Regions from separate parts of the Homo sapiens genome. Here region 2 is linked to region 1. A link is a loop called in an ENCODE intact Hi-C map of the cell type or tissue named here. Cell type or tissue: ascending aorta. All regions are shown on one strand. Links, peaks and the distances in the headings refer to the core of each region. The heading gives the core; the rest is flanking DNA. Region 1 overlaps LOC105376951 (a long non-coding RNA gene). Region 2 overlaps ATG7 (autophagy related 7).

Region 1 (8,332 bases), core at 180-8,179:
GGATAGCTTGTGTCCAGGATGGCCCTGACACTTTCTGGTATTCATGTTCTTGGGTAACCCACACTGAATTAGGGCTGATTTCCATGACCAATAGAATACTGCAGAAGTGACAGTATGTGACTTCTCTATCTAGATCATGAAAGATAGTGTGGCTTCCACTTTGGTCTCTTATATCACCTACTGGGGGAAGCCAGCTGCCATGTTGTGAGGACACTCAAGAAGCTCTGTGGAGAGGCTCTTTTGAAGGAGAACCAATGCCTCCCACCAACAGCCAGCATCAACTTGGGACATGTGAGTGAACCAATTGGAAGTGGATCCTCCAGCCAAGTCAAGCCTTCAGATGACTGAAGCCCCAGCCTCATGAGAGATAGCAGGCTAAAACTGCCCAGCTAAGCTGCTCCTGAAATCCTGACCCCCCAAATTATAAAAGACAATAAATTATTATTGTTGTTTTAAGCCACTACATGTTGGGGTGATTCATTATGCAGCAACAGATAATAAATACATCACCCTTGTATTCATTACTGACGTTTATTGGGAGCATAGTGTGTGATTTTTCATTTAACCCTTCCAGTAATGCTGTGAGATAGGTAAGTTTATTATCCCCATTTTACAGACAAAGAAACTGAGGTTCAGAATGAGTGAAGTCTCTTCCCTGCAGAGTCCCTGACCTTAAGGATTTTATGGTCAGATCTGAGAGACAGAAGCTCAAAAACCTATGACTCTAGGCAAAATATGGCCCTGGGATCCCAGGATGGGGAGAGGAATTTTGGATTCTGGCTTCTACTTGGGCCTCATAGCTTGGGATGACAGAGGGTACACTCCAAAGGCAACAAACACCTTCCCTGCCCTTGAGCACCTGCTTAATCAAGGGGAGAAAGTTCAGATGCTTATGCATAATGTGTGGTATTTCTCTGCACAGAAACACACACGGGCCTGTACAGTAATAATGAAAAGCAACAACCCATCTTAAGGGCTTGGCACTTTGCACTTACAAAGCCTTATACATCCCTAATTCCATGGAATCACACCTGGCAGGTAAGCGTGGCCCTGTACACTTTACAGATGGGGACACTGAGGTCAGGGAAGTTGTGTGATTCTTGCAGAGCCAAGCAGCCTAGAAGTGGCAGAGTTCAGGTAAAACCCAGTAACTGGGTGTTTTACAAGTGCTAAGGGTATGACAGGAGGTAGGCAGGGCTCCTCTGAGGGAGGTTTCAGGAAGAGGTCACCCGCGAGCAGGGTTCTGAGAATGGGGAAGTGGCTTCGGGGAGAGGATGGTGCCTGGGAGGGTTTGAGAGGAAACAGAGTGAGTCCCTAGGGGCTCCCAGGGTGTACGAGGGCAAAGAGGTGAACATAGCTGGAGTGGAAAGAATGAGAAAGCCTGGGTGTGTGGAAGAGCCTTGGTGTGTTAGGTGGAATTGCAGCTGGAGGGTGTGTGCAGAATGAGAGGTCTTGGTATTGGGGCCAAAGTCAACTGCCACGCCTAAGGAGGGAGGAAGGCGCTTATTTTGCTTCTTGGGTGAAAATCATTCCTGTGATTTAGTTCTCCTTGGGGGAGGGGCGGGGTTTCATCCAGCCTTAGCAAATGCATTCAATCTTCACTACTTCTCTCTGTCAGATGGGGTGGATAGAGGTCCAAATGTGGGCAGAAGCTTTTATGTCCCATCGCAGGGCAGCTAAGAACAGCTGCGCGGGTCGTTCACTGTACATGGGCACTAGGCCAAAAGGGACTGAAATCCGGACGGCCCTTTGTTTACTAAGCCATGTGCCTGCAAGGCTGCACCTGCCCAGAAGGAATGCTTCCTATTTCTTTTCTTTAAAAAAAAATTTTTTTTATGAGCTAAAATTCACATAACATAGAATCTACCATTTAAACCACTTTAAAGTATAAAGTTCAGTGCTTTTAGTATAGTCACAATGTTGTGCAACCATCACCACTAGCAGTTTTCGGAACATTTCCATCATCCCAAAAAACAACTCCATAACTCCTAATTCCCCCCCTTTCCCCATCTCTTGGCGACCATGAATCTGAACTTTCATATGAATGGAGTTCTATAATTTGCTGTCTTCTGTGACTGTCTTCTTTCATTTGGCATTAAAACTTTTCAAGTTTTACCCATGTTGTGGTATGTGTCTGTACTTCATTCCTTTTTATGGCTCGATAATATCGCATTGTGTGAATATTCCACAATTTGTGTATCCCTTCATGAGTTGATGGACATATGGGTTATATCCACTGGCTGTTAAGAACAGGCGGGTCACGGTGGCTCACGCCTGAAATCCCAGCACTTTGGGAGGCTGAGGTGGGCGGATCACCTGAGGTCAGGAGTTCTAGATCAGCTTTGCCAACACGGTGAAACCTTGTCTCTACCAAATATATAAAAATTAGCTGGGCGTGGTGGCAGGCGCCTGTAATCCCAGCTACTCGGGAAGCTGAGGCAGGAGAATTGCTTGAACCCGGGAGGCGGAGGTCGCAGTGAGCCGAGATTGCACCACTGCACTCCAGCCTGGGTAACAGAGCAAGATTCCACCTCAAAATAAAAAAAAAAAAGGCGGGCGGCTCGTTCCTGTAATCCCAGTATTCTGGGAAGCTGAGGCAGGTGGATCACCTGAAGTCAGGGGTTCGAAACCAGCCTGGCCAACATGGTGAAACCTCATCTCTACTAAAAATACAAAATTAGCCGGGCATGGTGGCGCATGCCTGTAATCCCAGCTACTTGGGAGGCTGAGGCAGGAGAATCACTTGAACCTGGGAGGCAGAGGCTGCAGTGAGCCGAGATCGCACCATTGCACTCTAGCCTGGGCAACAAGAGCAAAATTCTTTCTAAAAAAAAAAAAAAAAGAACAATGCAGCTATGGCCAGGCACAGTGGCTCACATCTGTAATCCCAGCACTTTGGGAGGCTGAGGTGGGAGGATTGTTTGAGCCCAGGAGTTTGACACCAGCTTGGGCAACATGGCAAAACCCTGTCTCTATAAAAAATGAAAAATTTGGGCGGACATGGTGGTGTACACTTGTAGTCCCAGCTACTTGGGAGGCCGAGGTGGGAGGATTGCTTGAGCCTGGGAGATGGAGGCTGCAGTGAGCTGTGATCATGCCACTGCACTCAAAAAAAAAAAAAAAAAAATTCAGCTATGAACATTCTTGTACAAGTTTTTGTGTGAACAGATGTTTTCCATTTTTCTGGGTATATACCAGGGGATGGTCTTGTTGGATCATATGGTAATCCCACGATTAACTTTTTGAGGAACTTGCCAAACTGTTTTCCAAAGTAACTGCACCGTGGTACATTCCATCTAGAAATGTTTGAGGGCTCCAATGTCTTCACATCCTTGCCAACATTTGTTATTGTCCATTTTCTTATAGCCCTCCTAGTGAGTGTGAAGTGGTACCTCATTGTGGCTGGCCATCTGTATATCTTTGGAGAAATGTCTGTTCAAGTCCTTTACCCATTTTTTGGCTGGGTTGTTTTTTGTGTGTGTGTGTTGAGTTGTAAGAGTTCCTTGTTTAGGCTGGGCGCGGTGGCTCACGCCTGTAATCCTAGCACTTTGGGAGGCCGAGGCGGGCAGATCACAAGGTCAGGAGATCGAGACCATCCTGGCTAACACGGTGAAACCCCGTCTCTACTAAAAATACAAAAAAAAAAAAAAATAGCCAAACGTGGTGCGGGCGCCTGTAGTCCCAGCTACTTGGGAGACTGAGGCAGGAGAATGGTGTGAACCTGGGAGACGGAGCTTGCAGTGAGCAGAGATCACGACACTCCACTCCAGCCTGGACAACAGAGGGAGACTCCGTCTCAAAAAAAAAAGAGTTCCTTGTGTATTCTGGATAGTACACCTGTATCAGGTGTACTATATGAGTTGCAAATATTTTCTCCCATTCTCTGGGTACTGCCTTTTTCTAATTTACACTGGGGCTCCTTTTGGGCTGGTAGGGACCTTAGTTCCTCAGCCAGAGCACCAGATACTCTCCCGCCATAACAAAAGAAAGTGTATCAGTGGCCTCACTCAAGAGGACAACTTAGTACCTCAGTACCTTTACAGATGGCCTGCTATGTGCCAGGCGTGGAGGATGTGAATCTGAAGATAACAGGGTCCGTTCCGGTCGCTGTTCCCCATCCTCAAGAAGGACTCAATCAATAACTCAGACGCTCAAGCCAGAACACTGGGGGCTGACTGGACTCCTCCCCCATCACTCCACCATCCAATCAGCCATCACAGCCCATGATGACTCCTCCCACCTTGTGCCACCATCCAATCAGTCACCACAGCCCACAGTAACTCCTCCCTATCACTCCAGCATCCAATCAGCCACCTCAGTCCCTGGTGACTCGTCCCCCATCATTCCAGCATCTAATCAGCCCCCAGAGCCCGTCACCCCTCCATTCTCTTCCCCACGCCCCAGCGGAGTCTAGGCGGTAATTGCCTCTCACCTGGCTGGTTTCAGTAGCTTCCTGTCTCCAGACCTCAGGGCTTGCTTCTTGTAGTTCATTTCTCCATCAGTGCACGAGCAGAGTGATTTTTCTTAAATGAAAAATCCCATTGAGGGCTGCCTGGCGGACAACTTCTCTACGGCTACTATCAAAAGAAAATGCACACGGAAGCCGACAGCTCCGTGTCATCTGGCACCCACTGCTGTCTCCACTCCCCTCCTTGAAGTGACTCAGTCTGACTAAACTGTTGGTCAGTTTCCCAGCACATACCACCTCCAAGTGCTGCCGGCATGGTGTGCTTTGAAATGAGGGACGGTAAAGAAATGCGTCAGGGATTCCCGAAATAAGTCACGGGTTAGGCAGTAACTTGTCAGGCAGGAGCTGGGAGTTTGCTAGGGGCACGGTAAGGGTTCCGGTTATGGGAAAGAGCCTCGCTTCTGCCTGTGCAGGCGCTTGGACACACAGGCCTGCCTTGGTGCTCATGAGTCACCCGAGAAGATGTGCCTAGAAATGACTCTCCTGGGTGTGTGAGAGCCTGAGTCTACCCCAGGGGTTTGGAAGGCGGATTCAGCTGCCTTCCTTAGGTCGTCTTAGGATCTTCAAACCCCAGCGCCGAAAAAGACTAATGACCATGTGGCCCACCCCTTCATCCCTTTGCCTCTATAAACCTCCATTCTTCCCATCTCAAAAATGGGAACAATGACATTTTTTTAGATGGCCGTGAGGCTCAAAGAAGATTATCTAGACTCCTGTGTGAGTTTTAAGTTGGATGGGGAAACTGAGGCCCAAAGAAACGAATCGGTTGCTTCCAGCCTTGACGTGTGTTGGAATCATCGGGGGAGTTTGTTAGAAATAAGGATCCCTGGATCCTACTGCTGGGTTGGGGTAGAGACCCAGTCATCTGTATTTTTTAACCTCCCAAGGTGTTGCTGCAGGGAACCAGGTCTAGCTCTCCTCCCAGAATCCTAAGGCAGCCTCTGGCCAGAGGGTCACTGAGGTGCAGGCTGTGTGTGGTCAGCACGCCTTGCTTTTCCTGTCTGGAAGCCAAAAGCTGGCTTTCCCACTGCCAAACTGCTGGCAATACAGAGGCCATTCTGGCGACTGTTTTCTAAATGTGGCTATCAAGGATGTTCTGGGAGAGAAAAGCCCTGGCACACAGCCTTGGTCTCTGAGGGGCTTGCAGGCACCTGGGGTAGGGGAGGCTCAGTGGTGTATGGGAGTTGTCGGGGAGGGGCAGGATGCTCCATCATAGGGTGAATGGAATTGAAACCAATGTTTAAAATGAGCTGGGTTTAGGGCCGGGCACAGTGGCTCACGTCTATAATCCCAGCACTTTGGGAGGCCAAGGCAGGCAGATCACTTGAGGTCAGGAGTTTGCAACCAGCCTGGCCAACATGGCAAAACCCCGTCTCTACTAAAAATACAAAAAATTAGCCGGGTGTGGTGGTGGGCACCTGTAATCCCAGCTACTCAGGAGGCTGAGGCAGGAGAATCGCTTGAACCCAGGAGGTGGAGGTTGCAGTGAGCCGAGATCATGCCACTGCACTCCAGCCTGGTGACAGAGCAGACGCTGTCTCAAAAAAAAAAAAAAAAAAAAAAAAAAAAAGCTGGTTTTGTTGTGGGTGGGGTGGAGACAGGGGGAGGTGCTTCAGTTGTCACCTCCATGTCTGCTTCAGGCCCCTCCTTACCCTTCCTATGAAAACATTTTCTCTGTACAAGATCTGGAACTCATGCACACTGAGGCACAGTTATCTAATCATACCAATGTAGGGCTGAGCATGGTGGCTCACGAGGCCTGTAATCCCAGCACTTTGGGAGGCCTCGTTCACCTGAGGTCAGAAGTTCTAGACCAGCCTGGCCAACATGGTGAAACCCCGCCTCTACTAAAAATACAAAAAATTAGCTGGCGTGGTGGCAGGTGCCTGTAATCCCAGCCACTCAGGAGGCAAAGGCAGAGGCAGGAGGATTGTTTGAACCCAGGAGGCGGAGGCTGCGGTGAGCAAAGATCGCACCATTGCACTCCAGCCTGGGCAACAAGAGCGAAACTCTATCTCTGTCTCTCTCAAAAACAAAACAAAACAAAACAAAAACCAATGTAAAACATGACCACATTTCCTTCTTTTTTTTCTTCTACTCTCTCCCCCTCTCCTTCTTTCTCCCTCCCTCTGCTTTCTAATTTTGCCCCTGGTCTTGAGCTTTTAATCTGAATTACATGTTCCCAGGTTCTTTATTTCCTCATTTATTATCGATGTTTTCCAACTTGCTTGGCTAAGCCACCACTCTGGTCATAATGTATCCCACTTTCTGCCAACCCTGCCTTACCCCCATGCAGCAGAACATGCCTAGAGAAAAGCCATGTTTTTCACATGGTGTTTCACAACCATTTTGACTGTGTTCACTTGAGTCATGACCTTGAATGTTGAGAGCACTCTCAATGCTGCCTAGCAATTATACTCTGCCTCCCTAGTCATTCTCTCTCCAGCTCTGCTAGGGACCGTTTGACTCCTCTCCTCCCCTAAACCCTTAATGCCTCCTCTCCTGTCCTGTCTGCTTCCTATTCACTGAGATAATGGAAGCAATCAGAATGTCCTGAGACCCCACCACACACCTCCCCGCCCACCAGCATCTCCACCCACACGCTTCACTAGAGATGAATTGATGGTGCACTTATGTATCTGTACTTGTGCCCTAGACCCTGCCCCTTTCATTTGCTCAAGGACATCTCTCCAGCGATTGTCCCTCTTGCCACAGCATCATTTTTTACCTCCTCTGGATCATTCTCATCAAGCGTACACAATGCTACTATTTCTCCCATCTTTGAAATAACAACAACAATACCACCAACAAAAACCCTTGTTAAGTTTTAGGTCAGAACTGACACAGTGTTGCTTCTGCCAGATTCTATTGGTTAAAGCAAATCACAGGGAGAGCCCAGATTCAAGGGGAGGAAACTGCACAAGGACTTGAATACCAAGAGATGAGATTCTTTGTGGGCCACCAAGCCACAAACCACCACTCTCCCTTTTGCAGCAAAACTCTTCCAAAGAGCTGTCCGTCCTCAGTTTCTCCAGTTCCTCCCTCCCATTTTTCTTAAACACATTCCAATCAGGCATTCGCTCCCACTGCTCTACTGGTGCCCTTCATCCAGGTCACCAATGGCCTCCACATGGCAAGATCCATGGTCAAGTCTCAGTCCTTGTCCTACTGGGCTTGGCACAGTTGACTGCCCTTGCTTTGTTTGATTTCAGGCCTCATGCTCTCTTGGTTTTCCTACTACCTCACTGGTCTCACCGTCTGTCTTTTCTCTCCTCTCCCCAACCTCTTAATGTTGGGATGACCCGAGGCTCAGTTCTCCATCCTCTTCTCTTATCCATCTGTGCTCACTCTCTTGGTAATTTCACCCAGTCTCATTGCTTGCAATATCATTTACATGTGGCTCTCACATTTACGTCTCTAGCCTCGTCCTCTCACTTGAATTCTGACTAATAATACAATTGTTTTTATTTTTATTGTTTTTTTGAGACGGAGTCTCATTCTGTCGCCCAGGCTGGAGTGCAATGGCACAATCGTGGCTCACTATGATTCTTCTGCCTCAGCCTCTCGAGTAAGTGGGATTACAGGTGCCCACCACCATGCCCAGCTAATTTCTGTAGTTTTAGTATAGATGGGGTTTCACCATGTTGGCCAGGCTGGTCTCAAACTCCTGACCTCAAGTGATCTGCCCACCTTGGCCTCCCAAAGTGCTGGGATTATAGGCGTGAGCCACTGCGCCTGGCTTCTGACTGTTTTTTGACATCTCCAATGGGTAGCCAATGCCCACCTAAACCCCTTCTGTCCAAAACTAAACTCCCAATTCCTCTCTACCCCTTGACCTGACCCCAGATTTTCTCGTTTCAGTTG
Region 2 (8,332 bases), core at 118-8,117, 190 kb before region 1:
GGTGAGAATGTGAAAGTAAGATTTAAAAAAAGAGGGCTTCGGATGAGAAGTGAGAGAACTCTGAGAACAAGATTTCCAGTCCAGGGCTTCCACCGAATTAAGAAGTTGTCTTCCTTGAGCTCTTCTGGTCCATGTGGCCACCCCACCTGCTACTCTTCCATCAGGGACATCTTTTTATTTTGCTCCCCTCTGCCAATCATGACAGATAGCGTCTGCCACACAACTACATTTATTTAGCAATCGTCGCTTCAACTTCACATTGCTTTTATTCATAAAAAGCATTTACAACTCTAGGCCGGGTGCAGTGGCTCACGCCTGTAATCCCAGCACTCTGGAAGGCAGAGGCGGGTGGATCACAAGGTCAGGAGATCAAGACCATCCTGGCTAACACAGTGAAACCCCATCTCTACTAAAAATACAAAAAATTAGCCGGGCATGATGGCGGGCACCTGTAGTCCCAGCTACTCGGGAGACTGAGGCAGGAGAATGGTGTGAACCCGGGAGGTGGAGGTTGCAGTGAGCCAAGATCGGGCCACTGCACTCCAGCCTGGGTGACAAAGCAAGACTCTGTCTCAAAAACAAAACAACAACAACAAAAAAAAAACAGCATTTACAACTCTATCAAGTGTAAAAAGGGGGAGAAGGGAGAAACTAGCATTTCTACTTCCAAAACATTGAAACAGCTTACAATTAGAAAATGGCCTGATGTAGTGAAAAACTCACTTGCTTAACAGTAAGCAGGTATGTGTTTTAATTCTGCAGCTAACTGATCCTAAGACATTGGGGGAAGTTCCTTTCTCTCCTGCAAGATGAAGGGGTTGAACCTTTCATCTCAAAGGATTTCTTCAGGCTCCAGAATCATAGAACTTTAGAGAATGTTTAAGAAGAAAATACCCTATAGGTCACAAAACAACACAGACTATATCAAAGCTCAATCTTACAGAGTATCTAAAGGGTATTCAAACCAGCAAAGGAAAAACAACAACAAAAAACACACAAAGGCTATTAAATGGGTTACTTAGGAAGAACCTAGGCAGTATCAATCTAGAAAATGCCGTTCCTACAGAGACACTGAGTTACAATTTGCAAATGACTTCATAAACCTGGGCCCTTAATCAAACATTCTGGATCACTTGCTCTTGTGTAACCTTTAGCAATTTACTTAACTTCTCTATGCCTTAATTTTCTCATCTATAGGATAAAATTTTTTTTTTTTTTTGAGATGTAGTTTCGCCCCTGTTGCCCAGGCTGGAATGCAATGGCACGATCTCAGCTCACCATAACCTCCACCTCCTGGGTTCAAGCAATTCTCCTGCCTCAGCCTCCCGAGTAGCTGGGATTACAGGCATGCGCCACCACACCCGGCTAATTTTGTATTTTTAGTAGAGACAGAATTTCACCATGTTGGTCAGGCTGGTCACGAACTCCGGACCTCAGGTGATCTGCCCACCTTGGCCTCCCAAAGTGCTGTGATTACAGGCGTGAGCCACCACGCCTGGCCTATAGGATAATTCTTAACTGCACTTAGCACAGAAACTGAGAATGAGGCCAGCGCTTAACAAATAGTAACAACAAAAGCAACATAAATACACTGTCTTGCAGTAACTTCATTGACCTCTTTGTTCAGTCCAATCCACCACCATGACAGTCATGCTTAACGATGGGGATGCACTCTGAAAAATGCATCGTTAGGCAATTTCACCGTCATACCAACATCACAGAGTGTTCTTACACAAACCTAGATTGTATAGCCTACTACACCACACCTGGGCTACCTGGTATAGCTTGTTGTTCCTAGGCTAGAAACCTGGAGAGCATGTGACCATACTTAATACTGTAGGTAACTGTAACACAATGGTATTTGTGTATCTGAACAAATCTAAACACATAGAAGGTATAGTAAAAATACAGTATTATAATCTTATGGAACCACTGCCGTATATGTGGTCCATTGTTGACTGAAACATCATGTGGCATGTGACTGTACATAGTTAGCTGTCTTCAGTTTCAAGGTTATTTTTTCTTAACTGGCAAAGAAAAGAAAGGGATAAGTTCTAGTCTATCAAATATTCTCGGGGTCTAGGCTTTATCATGTGCAAATGTAGAGTTGGAACTAAATGATATCTAAATTATATAAACTAGAATATTATGTTAGATGCTACAAGTGGATGCTTAATTTCAAAGAATAAGCATATTTCTTACCCTAAGGACAAAGGCAATGGGGTAGAATAGTGAAAAAAAAATCTTTTTTTGAGCAGAAAAGACTAGGAATAAGTTTCTTAGAGCAACCTGACCTAACATGGGCTATAGAGAGCAGGAATGATCTGCTAAGGAGGAAAATCTACCACTTACCCATAAAAGCAGGTCAGCTTGAAAATGGTTTAAGGTAACTTTCCTACCCATATGAGGCATAAGTGCAGAAGGCAGGCGTCGAATAGGAAAATGACAAAATCCATTTAACACTAAGCTGAACATCATTTAATCTTTCTTTGATGATTCAAAAGTGACCCCAAAATCTTTAAGTGCTTTAGGAATCAACTCAGAATCTATCTTAATCATTGGAGGAATGATTAGTTGGCACAATGCTAGGTAAGCCAGCTTATACTACGGTTAAACAGAATTTTTTAAAAAATATTTTTCATAAATAATCACTGACTAGGAGTTCTGGTTTTAGAACTGGCTTTGCCACAAATTAATTGTGCGAACTTGGGCAAATCACTTCCTTTTGTAATACAAATCAGCAGAAAGAAGCTCAACGTAACTGAAGAAAAACTTTGTTTAGAAGCTTTATGAAATAAATGTTCCTTTCTACTTGGCTGAGAGCATACAATTCATTGAAATGATTCAGTCATGATCAGTCTGCCAAGCAATTTGCTGAAAAAGTACACTGTGAGAAAGAAAAGAGGGCAAAATTGCCAACTTGCTTGTCTTCAGCAAGAACATTTTCCACAATGATCCCATAAAACATGCTAATCTAACAAATGGCTGTCTTTAGAACTCAAACACTTGATATAACAGGAAATGCACAAAGGAGATTACACGTTTTTAAAGTATGGGGGAAAAAACTGAAATACCTAATGCACTTCAAAGTCACAGACAGCTGCCAAGATGCGGAGAGATCACTAAGTGAAGAAAGAGCCCAACTAACAGCATATAAATTGTTGCTCCTTGGCTATTGCTCTTGTCCACAGATTTTAAAGCCCTAGAATTAAAGGCTAATGTTGTTGAAATTACACAACATTTCCCAAACATTCAATCTTCAATAACTGCTCTGAATGAAGTAGAAGAGTCAAGTAACCTTCCCCAAAAGATTGGTAATGGGACAATGTTATGAGCTATTTTTAATGTAATCACAAGAACTGGCCTGAAAGATGGTGATCTGTTGTAGCAATGGAGTGCGACTGTGGAATCCACATTTCATTGAGAGAAGAACTTAAGGCCCATTTTCAACCTAACACATGTGTACAATACTACAACATCTGATCCTGGTAAGGGTACACAGCTGGTAGGAGGGAAGCTGGCAGGGTCTTGGGGAAACATTTATGATAAGCAGTGTTGTGCTGGAGTTGGCCCATACAGGCTTTTCTGGGAGCCAACTGTTAATGTCTCTTTTCAATTCGGCATTCCAGGACTTCACACTGGTAGCCTGCAATTGGCCATGGTGGTAGTACTGGTACCATACAAGTAAGAAAACACTACAAAAACAGGACTATTCCTACCTCACAAGAGCTGGCTGTTAAACATTTACCAGCACACCACTGATTATGAACCTTAACATGTTCTAACTTTTTTTTTTGACAGTTTCATTCTGTTGCCCAGGCTAGAGTGCAGTGGCACGATCACAGTTCACTGCAGACTCAAATTCCTGGGCTCAAGGAATCTTCCTGCCTCAGCCTTCAGAGTATCTTGGACTACAAGTGTGTGCCACCACACCTAGCTAATTTTTAAATTTTTTGTAGAGACAGAGCCCTGCTATGTTGCCCATGCTGGTCTTGAACTCCTGGCCTCAAACAATCCTCTCACCTAGGTCTCCCAGAGTGCTGGGATTACAGGCGTGAGCCACCACGCTCAGCCTCAAACTCTGTAACGCAGTAATTCCGCATCTAGACATCTTTTCTATGGAAATAATTAAAACTACAGGGGATAAGGAGAGGAAAAAGAGGAAAAATTTGATGCACAAAGCAGTCCTAATAGTGAAAAAATTATGAGAAATATAAATGTCAAAACCTTGGTAAAAATACTATCATACATCCATTAAAAAGGATGTTGTGTAGAATATAATACTATTATGCTAAAATGCTACAATAAAACAAAATACTGTACAATCTTAGTTTTAAAAAATGCACAGGATTAAAAGGAAATATACAAAAAGTTTGTATATTAAAAAAACCTAAAAATGTAAAAGAATAGCTGAAAACCTTTGCGACATTTTAAAAACAGAGATATATAGCTGGAAGTAAAACTAATGAATGGAACCTCACCTAGTACAGTTCATTTATTTGCCAGTATTTCCAAAATGGTCATAAAATGGTCACAAAGCATTTTTCAAACTGCAGGTGGTGAGCTATTTGCGATTCTTAAATCATTTACTGGGTCACAACTAGAATTTTTCAAAAAGATAAAACAGAAAAAGGAAAGCATTATTTTGCAAAAGTCTTGTTTTGTTATGTGTATGTGTGGGTGCAGATTCAAAGACATGTATTGGGTTATAACAGGTATTTTTAACTATAAATGACAAAGAACTCCAGCATTAAGCAATCACAGTAACAACCATACATCACCCAAGAAGTGAGATGAAACCAATCACAGGCGCATTTGCTTTTGAGCTTTCATTTAAAGACAATACCATCAGTGAACTGGTAAAACTTTCTTGGATGTCCCGGGGGCTGCTGAACTGGCAACCCTGCCAATCTCAGGAGGGGCTTCTCTTATGCCTTCCTTTGGTAAAGGCAGAGTTGGCTGTGTGACTCGGGACCTTAAAACTCCATTTTTATGGAATAGCTGGAAACTGGGGTTAATCAAAGAAAATTTTCCTTTGAAAATGAAAACTGAAAAACATTCTAAGAAAATATAGTGGGAACAATTAGAACATGTGAGTGAAACTTAATGATTCTTAGTTCTCACAGCCACCTACAAGGAAGGGGGTGTTGTTACTGTATGCTTATACACACTGAGGAAACTGAGGCTCAGAGGGTTCGACCCATTAAGCTGTTGGGAACTGAAGTCTGGCCTTCCTACTCTACCCCAACACATTGTGAGCTGAGCAGAAAAAAAATGGCTGCTTCCTTTTTCACTATAGGAAGCATTCTCACTGTAGGAGGTAAGATCATTCACATTTGAAGAGGCTTCCATTCCCTAGTCTCTTTTCCATTCATCTCATCTGTAAAATGCAGACAACACTTCTCACTTTGCAGGGCATGTAAGGATAAGTGATAACATGTATGAGTGACCAGCTGCATGCTGGTCACGGTCAAAACTGAGACCATGGCAGTCCCAGCTGTTGGTGGCTGGCAATGTGTCCTCTTCAGGGGCAGGTACCCACTCTCTCATAGTCAGCCAAGGCTTCACACACAAGTGAACAGTACCTCCACATGCAAAGCTCCCACTCTGACTTGGAACAAAGAGGACTCATTCACCTCCTGACCTTAACAATCCATAGGCTCCCCACTAGGCAGGCTAACTCCTGTCTTTTCCTTCATCTTCCTCCAAGCATGTCAGCACTCTGTGCGTCTCTGACATTAGACGCAGAACTGTGTGCACATGTGGATTTTTCTAGGGTGAGGATCCATTACTTCCAAAACATTCCCAGACATTACGCATCTGCACCCTACTCCAAATTAAGAACCCCTGCTCTGAATCAGCCATGCAGATCATATACCTCCCCTGTATTCTGTCTCCTGTCACGCCAGTAACCATGTGTGTAACTCATTAGACATAAATTGAGGTGTACAGACAATTTGGGAAAGTCTTTGTAAAATACGTGGCCTTAACCAGACAACAGAATGCTCACATTAAAGAGAACACTTACAATGAACTAATAATAAGAGCTACCCTCTACTCACTGAAGGCCTACTGTGTGCCAGGCACTGACCCAGGTGCTTCCCATGAGCAATCTCCAGTCTTCACAACTCATTTATGCATGAATTCATCCTTCCATTGCATTTTACACACCAGGCATGATGCCATGGGATGCAGACACAATGGTGGGAAATCAAAGATAGGGTACCTGTCCTGGTAGAGCTTACATTTAAATGGGAGAAAAATATATTAATCAAAGATCACTCAAGAAAATGTAAAATTATGGACCAGGTGTGGTGGTTCACGCCTGTAATCCCAGCACTTTGGGAGGCTGTGGTGGGTGGATCACCTGAGGTCAGGAGTACGAGACTGGCCCGGCCAACATGGCGAAACCCCATCTCTACTAAAGATAAAAAAATTAGCCAGGTGTGGTGGCGTATGCCTGTAATCTCAGCTACTCAGGAGGCTGAGGCAGGAGGAATCACTTGGACCCAGGAGGCGGAGGTTGCAGTGAGCCAACATCATGCCATTGTACTCCAGCCTGGGCAACAAAGAGTGAAACTCCATCTCAAAAAAAAAAAAGAAGAAGGGATGCACAGTGCTATGAGAGCTCGCAACAGAAGGAATAAACCTTTTTATAGAGGTCAGGGAAGGTTTCCTTGAAAGAGTGAGCACTTAACGGAGCAAAGGGGAGGTAGGGGGAGGGAGGGGTAGAAGTAAAGAAAAGAGAGAGAAGAGAGTTCCAGGCAAAAGGTGCATGCAAAAGCCCTGTGGCAGGGAACACGGAATGACTTGGGGCTGGATGCCCACAGGGGCCAGGCCACACAGACTCTTGTAGGCCGTATTAAAGAATTTAGCCCCTACTCTTAGAGCACAGGGAAGAAGACATTCAGGTGTTTCATTATGATAGGGACACGATCAGATCTGCTTTTCTAAGGAAAACTGTGGGGATGATATGGGAATGAACTGGAGAGGCCCACAGTAGATACAAGGAGGCTTGTTAGGAAGCTGCTGCAGTATAGCAGAGATTGAGGTGGTGGCAGAAGAAACGCAAGGTGGTAGGCTGAGAGACATTCAGGACATGAAATCCACAAGACACAGGGGTGGTAGGGGGAAGACAGCTGTCCGGTAGGATAACCAGATTTCTGGCTTGTGTGACTGGATAGAAGCAGCATCATTCTGAGCCAATGAAGCCAGAAAAGGACCAGCCTTGGGGCAAAGATTGTAAGGTGCAGAAGGAGGCAAGCAGGTGGCTGGATAATATGGCCCGGGGTCCAGAGGGAGGTTCAGGCCGGTGAGAGAAAATTGAATTACTTGGGAGGAAATGGTTTCTGGAGTTGTAGGCACAATGAGATAACCCAGAAGAGAAACAGGTTGAAGAGAGAAACTCAGAGGGATTCCAACATTTCTCCATCCTACACATGAGGACACAGGGCTCAAAGAGCAGCAGTGACTTTTCAGGGAACAAAGTGCTGGTAGGAGGAGGAGGGGGCAGAATCAAGTAAAACATGAAGCCAGAACACAAGTGCAGGATTTCATACTGAAAAGAATGCCTATTTTTGAAAAAAGAGGGTGAAAACCTTCAAGGAAATGTCGTGGCTCGAAGGGAAACTGGAATCATGCTAAAGAGAGTGAACAAGGTTAATGCAATAAAAGCAAGAACCACTGAAAATGATGTCTAGAAATTATTTCTCTAGGGTTCGGCCCTGCCCCCGGCAAAAGCCTTCTTTAATTTTCATACCAGTCCACAATTCTCTCTCTTTCCTCTCAGCATTCTCACATCATGTGTCTCTTAAGTGTCCAGCATTGCACTAAATGTTGAGGACGCAGAGTGGGGACAAACAAGATTCTGTGCTAAAGTTGCTCACAGGCTGGGGATATGGGGCAGGCAGAAAAGCAAATCAACAATTACTTTGGAGACTAGTCAGTGCTAGGAAGGAGGCTGCTACCAGAACACAGAAGAGAGAAATGAAATGGCGCAAGCAATCAGCCAGTGCTTCCTGGGGTAATGAATCAGAAAGGTAGGTGAGGCAGCAGCCAGGTGACAGAAGGGAGACAGAGAGATGTCTGCAGGCAGAGAGATGGGGGAAGCTGCGGCATTTGGAGGGCACAGGGGTAGCCAGAGCACAGGATGTATCTTGGGAAATATTAAATGAGGCTAGTGGTGGACAGGAACTGGAACTGAAGAGACCTCAAACGCCAAGCTAAGTAGTTTTAACGTTATCCCGAAGTCAACAGGAACCTTAGAAGGGTTTTAAGTAGAAGAGTTACATGATCAAATTTACACGTTAGAAAATGCACTTGGACAGCAGTG

The links. A loop is a pair of places that touch in the nucleus more often than their neighbours do. Peaks named below come from ENCODE experiments on the same cell type or tissue, not always from the same donor. Only the 100,000 strongest peaks of a DNase experiment are listed, where the experiment ranks them.
Region 2: it touches region 1 in a loop (2.1-fold over the local background); 2 of 110 quality-filtered maps call a loop at or near these places.

Annotation. Positions count from the first base shown.
Region 1 is chr3:11,133,500-11,141,831 of GRCh38, reverse strand. LOC105376951 (a long non-coding RNA gene) reads left to right here. Exons shown (of 5, transcript XR_940593.2): 5 at 134-460. It also overlaps a transcript of HRH1 not described here. Among named protein-coding and RNA genes, the nearest start is that of HRH1, 17 kb to the left of the region's middle. RefSeq lists enhancers at 1,184-1,233, 1,254-1,323, 4,030-5,229. In ascending aorta, for the core only: no CTCF peak of the experiment used is centred there; DNase peaks (open chromatin) are centred at 1,371, 4,251, 4,771 and 5,531; H3K4me3 peaks cover 969 bases; H3K27ac peaks cover 2,435 bases.
Region 2 is chr3:11,318,559-11,326,890 of GRCh38, reverse strand. All of the region lies in intron 9 of ATG7 (autophagy related 7), which reads right to left. Among named protein-coding and RNA genes, the nearest start is that of ATG7, 50 kb to the right of the region's middle. In ascending aorta, for the core only: no CTCF peak of the experiment used is centred there; no DNase peak of the experiment used is centred there; H3K27ac peaks cover 1,879 bases.